2 separate regions of the Homo sapiens genome follow, and region 2 is linked to region 1. A link is a contact called in ENCODE Hi-C data. All regions are on one chromosome and are shown on one strand. The core of a region is the stretch at or near the end of the contact, and the rest is flanking DNA. Distances in the headings are between cores, read along the strand shown. Region 1 overlaps BFSP1 (beaded filament structural protein 1). Region 2 overlaps SLC24A3 (solute carrier family 24 member 3).

Region 1 (6,160 bases), core at 3,661-6,160:
TTCCAGAGATGTTACTTTTATTTTTCAAACCCAACTCTAACTCAAAGGTGTTTTACATCCGAGCATACCTTTTGAATTGTATCATCTATTCCCATGTAATAAGACCCTTCTAAGTCATAAGTATACAGACACTAAACTGACTTTGATGTCATCGATCAGCATCGTCTGGGCTTGTGAGACGTGCAGAGTGTCCAGTCCAGCCTCAGACCCACTGAGGCAGAATCTGCATCTTAGCCAGATCCGCAGGGACTCGTGTGCATGCTCAGGATAGAGAAGCACCGATTGAGAAAGTGTCACATCTTTATGAGTCTTAGCTTAGCAATTCTACAATCAAGTTAGACGGTCACTTTCCTGTATGTCTATGTCATTGCTGCAGCCACTTTGTAAGGTGTTTGAAGCAGAGGCTGTCTTCCATGCAGCCTCTGGACACAGAAACCCTCATTGTAGACTTGGTGTTTGATTTTGCATGGCTTCGAGTCAATGTGCTCTGTGTCAGAATGCATGGCTCTTGAGCAGTCAGGCCTTTGTGAAACAATTTGAATATTTTTGAATAGACGTGGAAAGGCAGGTCAGGAGAGAGGGACCTGCTTGGCAGAGTGTGGAGAGGTCAGAGGATTTCCTTCTAGCCATTCCCTGGAGCGTCACTTCCCTTTCACCCACTGGGGCTGATGGCTCCTGCTTTGTGCTGCGCTGACATCCGAGCACAGCGTATGGCTCGCGGCTCCAACCAGCCTTCATTTTCTTCGAGAGTGTGCATTCCAGGTTTTCCCTTTCACAGAAGGGAAAACAGAGGCTTTGAGAGTCAAATCCTTTTCTAGAGTCTCTTAGTAGGTTCATGGCACAGCCAGGTCTAAGCTCTGGTCTCCTGGTACTTGGTCCCGGCATGTCACACTCCCAAGGAGGTTCAGACTTTGAAGACAAAGCAAAAGGCATTGATGGCTGTGCTGTGGGCCTGGCTTAGTCTTCTCAGGCTACTATAACAGGACACTACAGATGGGAGGGCCGACAGGCAGACATTTACTTCTCACTGTCCTGGGTGCTGGAAGTCCAAGATCAAGATGCCAGCAGAATTGGTGTCTGGTGAGGGCTCTCTTTCTGGCTTGAAGACGGCTGCCTTCTTGCTGTGTCTCACGTGACAGACAGACAGGGGGTGGGGGTGGGGGCTCTGGTGTCTCTTCTTGTTCTTACAAAGACCCTAATCACATGATGGGGCCCCCCATCCTCATGACCTCATCTAACCCTAACACCTTCCAAAGGTCTCCTAAAACCTTCATCTTGGGAGTTAGTTAGGGCTTCAACACAGAATTCAGGGGGACACGGATATTCCGTCCATACCAGGGCCCCGCACCTTCTCTGCCCTTTTCCTCTCTGCATGTCCCATGAGTCTGACTCTGGCCTTCTCTGTGCAGGAGAAGCTCCTGACGGAGCGGGAGGTGGCCGCCCTGCGGAGTCAGCTGGAGGAGGGCCGGGAGGTGCTCTCCCACCTGCAGGCGCAGAGAGTGGAGCTGCAGGCACAGGTACGCTCGAGTCTGCCGCGTGTGCATTGGGGCTTCCCACATGTTTCATGGAGGTGTTACGCGCAGGCACACGCATGCAGCTTGAGGAGCTGTCACACGCTGAACATATCCTATGTTCCTGGCAGAAACGGGGTTTTCTGAGTGGGTGGCCAAGCGCTCTGCTCTGGCCTGGACTGAGGAGTTTTCCAGGACACAGGGAGAGTCCTGAGCTGGGGGACACAGGTGCCACGCTCATTCCTGGCCCCTCAGAGGTGCCCCTTGGGACTCCTTCGAGTCATGCCCTCCCCACCGAGTCTTAGGCTTAGGCTGCCCCAGTGTCTACATCATGCATTCATTTTGCCCAGGTCAAGCTTCGTAAGAATAAGAAGAAACGGACACCATAGGGATTTTTATCCTCCACTTGTTCAAATCTGTGCTTCTGTTTTCCTTCTCATGGTAACAGTTCTCCTTCGGAATTTGATTACAACCCGGCAAGAGTGGTTGTATCAGTGTTTGCTTCTAGTTAGAAACGTGTTGGTGGAAAGCTCACATTTCTACCCCCACCCCTTTTGGGTGAAGCTTAATTTGAAAACAAAACAGAAAAGCCCCAAACTGTCCTGTGGCCTGTGCCTTCTTGGCTACTTGCCGGCTCATCTTCTTTGTTCCTTCCGGTTCTCTCTCTTTCTCATTACCCTACAGCAGGTCATTCCACAGGGACGCTTGGGTTAAAATACTGCACCTTTGTATGGCTCTCTAACCACATTTCCCAAACCAAAAAGTAAGTTGACATTTGGTTTGACAAGTACACATGGGGACAAGAGAGCAAAACGTGTAAAAATCGGACACTTCAGAAAGCCTGGACCATTTGGATGTTATGTGTTACTCTGTCTAAAAATGTGAAGCCACAACTAGATGTAGCGCTTTTTATTGATTTCCAGTGCCCCCATGTCTGCTCAGGATTTCATTTTGGGACCTTGGAGTTCACATCCTAATTCCCATCCCAGCACGCACCACACAAAACTCACAGTGCAGCAGCTCTCAGGGGCTGCTGGAAAGCAAACCCGGGTCTGTGGTGGTCCCCTGAACTGACGATCGCAGCAGGAGGAACCAAGTAAGGCACTTAAAACTCCTCCTTCTTGTGAGACAAACCCTGGCTCAGGGACCATGTGCCTCATCCTGGTGACTGGGGCCTGTGTGGTTTCTTCTGAGGCTCTGACAGGATAGAATAAGGGTTGTATGTGTTTGTGTACATGGGGTGTGTGTGTGTGATATACATGGTATGTGTGATATATGTGGGATGTGTATGTGAAGTGTGTGTGGTGTGTGTGTGTCATGTGTATGTGTGTGTGCTGTGTATGTGAATAGGGACGTGGATACAAGCCCAGTCGTGGTCCTAGAGACCAGTGTTTTCCAAATGGCTAGTGACAACTCATTTTTGGATGTAAAATGAACTCAGTAGAATTGACTGGCATGTAAAAGGAAGTCAACAAAATGCTAGACTAAAATATAATAAGAAAAACAGAGTGTACAGCAAGTGAAAGGGAGGATTTGTTTTGTGAAGCCCTTGTTTTATCTCTCTATATCCATATGGATATGTTGAAATACACACACACACACACACACACACACACACACACCTACCTATCTGATGTGTATGGCTCGCAATGAGAAATGTGGTTTTTCCTGGGGCGGTGGTGATAAAGTTGAAAACCACTGCCCTAGAGATACTGAGAAAGATGAAGGAGCCCAGCCTAGATGGCAAATTCCAGTTCCAGGACAAAAAGAATGTTCCTCTCTTTATGTACAGGTATTTGTTGAATATCAAAATAAGAAATTTCACAACAGATTAACCTGGTTTCTGAGAACATGAAATGAAACCGCTGGTTGGCCGCCTGTTTCTGTCCTGAGTGGCTGCAGGAGGACTTCCTGGCTTTTCCCTGCTGCCCTCGTCTCTAAAGCAGGGTCTCAAACATCTCTTCTGTGCTGCCTCCTCCACTCCCACCCGTGGCATTCTGATGGAGACCGCTTCTCAGAAAAATGATGGTAAAGGCATAAAATAAAATACAGATAATTTAAAGGAAACCAGGCTGGGTGTGGTGGCTCACGCCTGTAATGCCAGCACTTTGGGAGGGCAAGGTGAGTGGACTGCTCGAGTCCAGGAATTTGAGACCAGCCTGGGCCACATGACGAAACCCCACCTCTACAAAAAATACAAAAATTAGCTGGGCGTGGTGGTGCGTGCCTGTGGTTCCAGCTACTTAGGAAGCTGACATGGGAGGACTGCCTGAGCCTGGAGAGGTTGAGGCTGCAGTGAGCTGAGACTGAGCCACTGCACTCCAGCCTGGGCAACAGAATGAGACCCCGTTTCCAAAAAAAAAAAAAAAGAAACTAATTATATTAAAACAGTTATCAAAATATTACTGAATCATTTTAAATAAAATGACAGATGTGCTTATACTCACTCAGTAACAAGCTATAGCATGTAGCTGATGAAACACGGCTGTGTCCATTTTCTGTTGCTGCCTTGATGAGTCACCACCAGCACCCGTGTCATCGCAGTTGTGTAGGTGGGAAGTCTGGGTGGGTCCTATCGGTTTCTCTGCTCTGGGTCTCAAAAGGTAGAAAGAAAGATGTTGGCCAGCCTGGGCCCTTGTCCAGAGGCTGTTAGGGGAGAATTTGCTTCCAGTCTCATTCAAGTTCTTGGCAGGAGTGAGGACCCTGTTTCTTTGCCGGCTGCTGGCCAGGAGTGGCTGTCAGGGCTGCCCAGGCTCCTTGGCTTCAGGCCCCTCCACGTTCGGAGCCGGCAGCGAACTCTGAACCCTCTTCCTGCGTCTCATCTCAATGACTTGGACTTACACGTTTCTCTGACTTCTGTTTTTAGGGGATAATCTTGAATAAACTCCTTTCCTTAAAAAAGGGTAACTGATTAAGAACTTTAATTATATCTGCAAAGTCCCTTTTTGCCATGTAACATATTCAAGGGTGTAGCACCAAGGGGAAAAGGTCACGGGGGCCAAAATTCTGCCTCCTTAGCTCTGATGAAAACCCAGACGTGGCTGGGTGCGCCCGGGAGCTCCTGACTCAGTGGGTCTGGGGTGTGGCCCGGGATGCTGCATGTCTAGGTGTCCCTGTGATGGTGCTGCGGCTGGTCCAGGAGCCACACTGAGAACCACAGGGTAAGGGCGGGTCCCAGGGAGTGGGCGAATGTTCCACCTGGTCCCCCTGTGTCCCAGGCTTGGGCCTCATTTCAAATGTTTGTGGCTGGGTTTTTGCTGGTTTTAAAGGTTTTAGTGGCTTCCCAATGTAGCAGCTAAGCTAGAGCTGAAGGAAGATGTGGCCGCACACCGCCGGGCAGGGCCCGCTCTGTGGCCGGAACTCGGTGGAGGGCGGGCCGAGAGAGAGCGTCTGCTAGCACCAGGGCCGTGGCAGCGGGTTCCGCCTATGGTTAGGGCGTCCGAAGCTTCCCGAACTCTCCACAGCAGGGGTCGTCAGGGTGAGGTCCCCGTCCCAGCAGCGGGGGCACCACCTGGGAACTTGTCAGAAATGCAGATTCACAGGCACCCCAGACCACTGACCCAGGAGCTCTGGGGCGGGCCGGTGCGCCTTGTTTAAGCCCTCCACGTGGCTCTGCGGGCTCAGTCTGGGAGACGCTGGGCGGACGATGGGAGAATAGTGCCTGGGCTTGGAGCTGGAAGCTGGAAGCCTCTCCTTCAAATAAGTGCACATATACCCGTAAGAGCCCCGGAGGAAGCACTTCGGACAGGTGGAGAGGAAAGGACAGGTAATTCTAGTTCCCTAAATTGCATGGACTGAGAGTTTCTGTGACAGGGAAGTAAAGAAAGTCACTTTTTAAAATTGCAAAGTGGGAACCGCCCATGTCTCATTTCTCATTAAAGTCACTTAGCACCATCTAGTGGTTTAGTTTGTGTAAGACAGTATGTAATGAGTTTCCTTTTTTTTTTTTTTAAGACAAAACAAAAACAAAAACAAAAACAAAAAAAAAACCTTACACCTAAAGGTGTCTGGGGTCCTAAGGACTGAGGTGAGAGCTCACCCCTCCAGATGGGGCTCGCGTCAGGCTCCTGCCTGTGTCGTGCCCTCAGCGGCTCACAGCCCAGTGGGGAGACAGATATAAACCAGGCAATCTAACGGTCCAGGCAGAAACAGCAGTCACCTGGCTCCGGATAAAGTTCAGGTTGCCACATGGCCCCACCGTTGGAGGAACCCTGGGCCAACCTCTCTTCTCTTCGTCTCCTGACCCCTCCTGCAGTTTCTGGGACCTCCCCTTTGCTCATTCCTTCTCTCCTTTCTGGAAGTCCCTTTCCTTCCTCGGTTCCCAGGACCGGTCCTGCCTCCTCCTGGAAGCCCCTTTCTTCCTCTGAGATGCCCTGGGCGTGCCTCCCCTGCTGGACTGCGGCCTTCTAGAGGAGGGTCCGTGTCTCATTCTCCTCGGCCAGGCTGGTGCTGGGTGGCAGTGGACGCCGTGCCACAGTGGCTCTCGTCACAGGCATCTCCATTCCTGTTGAGCTCCTGAGACAGGAGCTCTTACTGGTTTTCCTGAACACTCTTCCTTCTGATGAAAGGTTTAAATTATGGAGCTGTAAAAACCACATCGGTATAGACATCAGTCCACTTTTATAAACCAAGTCATCACTTCACTGGAC
Region 2 (6,336 bases), core at 3,466-5,965, 2.2 Mb before region 1:
AGTGCCTGGGTCCTAATTCCTAAGATAAACGTGGGATTGGGAACATGGAGCTTGGTTTGGACACAATTTTTTTTTTGGGGGGTGGGGGATGGAGTCTCACTGTGTCGCCCAGGCTGGAGTGCAGTGGTGTGATCTTGGCTCACTGCAAGCTCCACCTCCTAGGTTCATGCCATTCTCCTGCCTCAGCCTCTTGAGTAGCTGGGACTACAGGTGCCTACCACCATGCCCGGCTAATTTTTTGTATTTTTAGTAGAGACGAGGTTTCACCGTATTAGCCAGGATGGTCTCGATCTCCTGACCTCGTGATCCACCCGCCTCGGCCTCTCAAAGTGCTGGGATTACAGGCATGAGCCACTGTGCCCGGCCCAAAAATCAGTCAAATCTTAACTCTACCCTAGCACATGGCTGACTGTAGAAAGACACAGCTAAGCCATGATGTCCAGACATAGGATAATAAAGACATTTAGATATTAGGATCTCAAATAGAACCCCACCACTCTAGCCCAAGAGGAAAGGTCTTGACTCTGTGAAAATGAATTTAATTTCTCCCCTGAGGTGTGCAGAGGGTTCCTAGGAAATTCTCCTCATTCTAAGCTGTCATGACACTTCCCTTTCTTTCTTGAATCCCAACACTGGTCTTCAATATATTTGGCTCTGCAACATAACATTCAGAAATGAGAAGGGGAAAGAGAGGTACTTACCAGGAAACTTTTTCATCATAAATAAACTGTGAAAAAATAAAAAGAATAGAAGATTAGACACACACACACACACACACACACACACACACACACACACGCTTTAAGGCTGCACGCAGTATCCACCTTGTTCCTGGGATGGTGTAATCAGGACTGGGTTGTCCTGGGACCTGGAGTCCCTGTGGGTAAACTTCCCTCTGTACTGGTTTGGCCTTTGGCCAGTGTTAGTGGAAGGAGGTGTTGGTAGATCAGGGTGGGCATGTGTGGAAAAGAACAGCCTCAGGTAATTCCCTTCTTCCTGCAATTTCTGTACAACATCAGAGTGACAGGGAAGTGTGACTAACCTGCTTTGTAAAGCAAGGCCCATTGTAGAATCTTAGATCTGCAAGGGGATGTAGGAGCTCAGCAGGTTCTTCCAAATATTAGTCTCTGTAAGATTTCTGCATGTCTGTGCATCTTCAGTTTTTATGCAAGTGCTTGGACTTCTATGGGCTCAATTTTTTCTTTTAATTGATTTTTTTTTGTTTCCTTAAAATAATTTATTTTCAAAGGAAACTTCACATCACAACCAGAAGTAGGGGATCAACACTCCTTGCCATCACCCCGAAAAATAAGTGCATTAACAACAAATGGTGTTTGCAAATCCCATCTGGACACTGTTGGCGCCCAAGCCCTGGGCATGGTCCTGCCCTTTCACTAAGGAAGATTATTAGGGGTCAGAAGCAGTCAAAGGCACACTAGCACCCCACTGAGGTTTACTCATCAGTTAGGACTTGAAAGAGAATACAGAGAGAATACACGGCAGGATTTAATCTACTGAAGTCCTGGTCTATATACCATCTAAAATCATTTCCCACCTTGTGGGGGCATGGGGGGAAGCCTAGTGTAATCCTTTGATTATACAGGGAAACTGAGTCACAGAGAACATAAGTAATTTTCCTAGGCTTGCTCCATTTGCTGCAGAATTGGCTCGAGAACTCAGCCCCAGCTCCGAATTTGGTGTCCTTTTCATGACACACATGGCTGATGACATGTTGCCGAAACCAAATGAGTACACCTATATTTCATAGAAGTAGGAAGCCGAGGACATGGTTCATAGCTCTTTCTTCTCAAACTCCTGAAGGACAACTGCTTTGAGTATGGTCGTCTCAGAGCGGCCTTTCCTTTAGAGGCAGCAGCCCTCTGCAGACTGAAGCAGACACTTGCAGGACACTCTGGGTGTCAACTGCCATCACAACTTGGAGATGGGAAACTCAGTTAACAAAGCGGGCATGGCATCAGCCTCCAGCCAGGGCAGTAACCATGAGCTGGGTAGAGACGTAGAGAACACCTCAGGGCACCAGTCACAAAGCGCATAAAGCAACTCTTTCCAATTATCTTGAAGGTCAAAATGAGGATGAGGAGGAAGGAGCTGTGCTCATTTGTAACTCATTCTTCCCAACAAGCCATTGGAAATGTGGGCTTCATCATTTTTGTTACTTTCATCTTTATTATCAGATTCAACAAGTTGACATTGGGATGACAATGTCAAACTAGAATGGGCAGAGAATTAAAGAAATAAAGGCAACAATCTCATAATCCAGGTTGAATGGCATGGTACCCAACCCCTAGAAGGCATTGACAGCTCTTTTGTATAACCCCCCCAACTTTCTTTTTTGAAAAAAGATTGTTGCCAAAAAATCATGGAGCAGATCAAATTATTTAAGATAGAAAACATTTTCTATTAATTGAAGTTAATTCAATATTAGTCCTTGCAGCAGGCTGGAACAATCAATTTGTAGCCACTTAAGAGAACAGAAGATATTGAGAAAGAGTTTATTAGACCAGGCCAATTTAATTTTCTTCTATCAGGGAAGGCAGGCAATAACATAGAATATGAAAGCAGCTTTTAGAAAGCCCTTATTCTGAGTGATCCTCCCCATAGGTGGGGCACAGATTCTGCAAAGGAAAAGCTTGGAGATCGCTCACCCTGGAAGAAAGTACTCTTCCTGTCTGCTAGCAGTCAGCCCTGAGATTCATAGGACTTTAGCTACTGATCATTTCAATGATCATAGCAAAGAAAAAATGAGATTGGGCTTAATTTTAGGAGGGACCCCAAACAGGAGCACAATAATCAGAGAAACAGTGGGCAAATCCGGGTGAGATTGGACAAAATATGCAATTAGGTCCAGAGCTTCATGACCCTGGAGTCAAGAGGATGGTTGTGGCTTGGGGAGCTGTGGTTGGGGATATGGTTCAGGGAGGCAGACAGGGAAAGAGAAATGCAGGTGATCTCACTACAAGTACTAACTAATGGAGGAGATCCGGAAACATGCAAATAACTGATATAGTTTCCCCTTTGATCTCTGCCTTGTGTGAAGATGCCCCATCACTCAGAATGCATAAGGGTAGATGAAGAGGAGGAGGATGAGAAGGCGGAGGAGGAGGAGGAGGAGGAAGTGGAGGAGGATGAGAAGGCGGAGGAGGAGGAGGAGGAGGAGGAGGTGGAGGAGGAGGCCTCCACAAAGTCAGGGCTTCTCTACCCTGTGGCTGATGGCAAATATCATTCGGGTTTATCCTTCTCCTTTGAGAGGACTGTGTGGAGGAATGAGAGGACTCAGAAAAGAACAATGAAATGAACAAAAGGGACTAGAAATCAGGACTCTGAGAAAATCTAAATTGGCTTGGCACAGTGGCTCATGCCTGCAATCCTAGCACCTTGGGAGATCAAGGTGGGAGAATCACTTGAGCCATGAGTTTGAGGCTGCAGTGAGCTATGATCTGGCCACTGCATTCCAGCCTTGGGGAGACAGCAAGACCCTGTCTCTAAAAAAACTCTAAACAGAAGCAGGGCTTCCTCATCATGAGAAAGAAGGTGGAGATGAGCTATCAACTGCCTGTGAACATTCAGTGCTGTTATTTGGAGAACAAGCAGCTGGTCATCGCCTCTTCCGAAGACTGGAAATTAGGACTGGCGCTGTTTGCAGAACGTTCCATCGGGAGGGTACCTTGCTGGACCATCTTGATGGAGCATTTGAATCGCTCCCTCAGAAAACTCTACAAACGGCAAGGATGAGGTTCCTTTCACTTGAGTTTGCTGAAGGTTAGGAAATGAATTTGTTATTCCTTAAAGATTTCATGTTATTCAATACATTTAAGACACGTGTTGCGTATCCCTCTGTAGTTTATGCTCTACTAGCTGAGAGTAAAAGAAATCAAAGCAACATCCCCCATCCCTTAGATAAGTATTACTAGTGTAGAAGAAAACTTGAAATCATTTCTTTCTAGACTAGAACAAGTTGCACCCGCAGTTCCTGCAAATGACCACTAAGTGGTGCTCACGTTCCAGTCCTCCCTCCATGTCCAGCCTGCCAAGGTAGTGAAGTTGAAATGAAGTCAGTTCAAGTCCATTTTCGCAGTTCTATTAAATCTCCTGGAAGGAAGGGAATCACCTCAAGGCAGGCAGCCTACTGAAGGCGGCTTTAGCCGCTGCTGTCTTGAGGCAAGGTGGTGTTCCAGGGGCAGGTCCTGCCTGGTGCTCTGTCCTGGGGTCAACACTCTGTCCTCAACGATGAGTTGCACTTGACGGACCTCCTGTTGTGGGCTTTGGAACTGACTCAGCTTCTTCCCCATCAGATTTGTGAAAGCAACCCTTGGGTAAGCGTTCTTCTCTCTGTGCCCTGTTGGTTCTGTTTGGGGGCCAGGCTCTGCGATAGCCCAGAGACCACCAAGGGTGATACTGATAGCTGGATCTCAGATCTGCTGAGCACCAGCTGGTCAGGGGGCCTCTGCCCTCTGACCCACATGTGGTTCATCCAAAGATACCCTTGGCTTCGCCCTGAGGTTTCCACGTGTTCTGCTGCTGAGCTAAATGTTCAACAGGAATGAATTTGAAAAAAGCACTCATTTCCTCCAGGCTTCAGAGAAACGGCTGGGTACCATGGAAACCGGCTTTTCATTCCTGGTGTCTGCTCCAGAATTCTTCCAAGCAAGACGGGCTTACATCAGGCCGGCGAATCCCTGGATATCAGAACAACCCAGAGAGCTGCCAAGGGAATGGAGTGCTCAACATGGAGGAGCAGGGGAGGAAGAGCCAGGAGCCCCTAGTATACGCGGGAGAGAAGAGGCTGGCTGAGCTGGGAGGCAGGTGGCTGTCTCAACATCGCCATGTCAGCCCCTGGGTTTGCTTACTGTAAATTGTCACCATGAAGCAGGAGAGGCTGCATTGCTGAAGCTAAGACTTCATAGCATGTATTGTAATCACTGGCACCATGAGAATTTTAAGCAGTGAAAATAATGGGAGAAAATCAACATCATCGTTTTCTTTCAAGAGACTGAAACCTGAAACTCTTTCCTTCCTTGCTGCAAAGAAAACAGCCCCCCGTAGACTTTTCCCACTCAATATCACGGGAACTCCCTTGAGTGGGTGTAGTTCTCACTTCTTCAGCTCTTGGGTGGGGGTGCAGACGGCTTAGCTAAGGCCATGGTGATTTCATCTGAGGAGAGGGATCCAGTGGAATACACTGGGAAGCTGGCTGTTAGGCACCAGTATCACTTATATTTCAAAGTTAAGCAGAAATTCCTACTTCAGGATGTCTTATAGGCTTGATTGATGAAGGTTGTGGTTGCAGAAGGGCAGGGAAAAAATGACCTACGGGCAGGGCTTTAGCCGAGCTGATCATGTTGTATAAATATATGAAGGCAGGCTACAGGAAAGAAAAAAGGGCAAGTACTGAGGATATAGGAGATGGGGGTTGTTAAACTGAAAGGACTATGTTTGCTGGGCAGGGAAAACCAAAATCAAGCACATAGCTACAGTTTCCACGTTGTTTTCCTTGTTAGAGATGAAAGGCTCCTCTCTGGGGTCTCCAGGCCAGCGGATGCACTTCCCTGTCCAAGCAGCAAATGAGAGTGTAACCGGCCTCCTAGTTTACCCAGTGTCATTAAAGCAGGACTTTCCTTCCTCCTGTTGACAGCAGGGATTACAAAACAGGCGACCTTTGTAAGACCATAGTCGATTTGTTTAAGGATCTTAAAATTCTGTCAAAGTCATTCTCGGTGAGGATCTTCTTGCTACCATAGTTATTCCGACTTTGCCAGAAAGAGAGCTGAAATGTAATGAGGGCAAAATGAGCTGAAAGACCTGAGGGCTGAAATGTAATGAGGGCACAACGAGCTGAAGGACCTCAAGTTTTCCAGTATGAGAATGTCTTAAAGAACTGAAAGTAGATCTACCCTTCAATCCAGCAATCCCACTACTGGGTATCTACCCCGAAGAAAAGAAATCATTCTATCAAAAAGACACCTGCGTGAGTATGTTTATCACAGCACAATTCACAGTTGCAAAGATATGAAACTAACCTGAGTATTCATCAGCTAACGAGTGGATAAGGAAAATATGGTTTATATACACCATGGAATACTACTGAGCCACGAAAAGAAACGAAACAATATCTTTTGCAGCAACTTGGATGGACCTGGAGGCCATTATTCTAAGTGAAGTAACCCAGGAATGGAAAATCAAATACCGTATGTTCTCACTTATAAGTGGGAGCTAAGCTATGTGTATGCAAAGGCATACAGCGTGGTGGCATGGACTTTGGAGACTTAGAAGGTGGGGGGGTGGGAGGAGGGGCAAGGGATACAAAAACTACATATT

What was found. Hi-C counts contacts between places; a loop is a spot of excess contacts on that map. Pooled maps may share reads with other maps.
Region 2: a loop to region 1 is called in a map of mammary epithelial cell, with 25 times the contacts of the local background. The contact joins two enhancer-like sites. A Hi-C loop is called at or near these places in 4 of 168 maps with a recorded cell type or tissue (chondrocyte, mammary epithelial cell and naive thymus-derived CD4-positive, alpha-beta T cell) and 7 of 50 pooled maps.

The regions. Positions count from the first base shown.
Region 1 is chr20:17,504,246-17,510,405 of GRCh38, reverse strand. BFSP1 (beaded filament structural protein 1) reads left to right here. Exons shown (of 8, transcript NM_001195.5): 5 at 1,410-1,517. Among named protein-coding and RNA genes, the nearest start is that of BFSP1, 24 kb to the left of the region's middle. RefSeq lists an enhancer at 5,371-5,894. Within about 2 kb of position 4,910, at least 19 of the 41 ENCODE cell types and tissues checked have a DNase peak (open chromatin) inside an H3K27ac peak, as active enhancers do.
Region 2 is chr20:19,660,255-19,666,590 of GRCh38, reverse strand. SLC24A3 (solute carrier family 24 member 3) reads right to left here. Exons shown (of 17, transcript NM_020689.4): 8 at 702-727. Among named protein-coding and RNA genes, the nearest start is that of RIN2, 95 kb to the left of the region's middle. Within about 2 kb of position 4,715, at least 4 of the 41 ENCODE cell types and tissues checked have a DNase peak (open chromatin) inside an H3K27ac peak, as active enhancers do.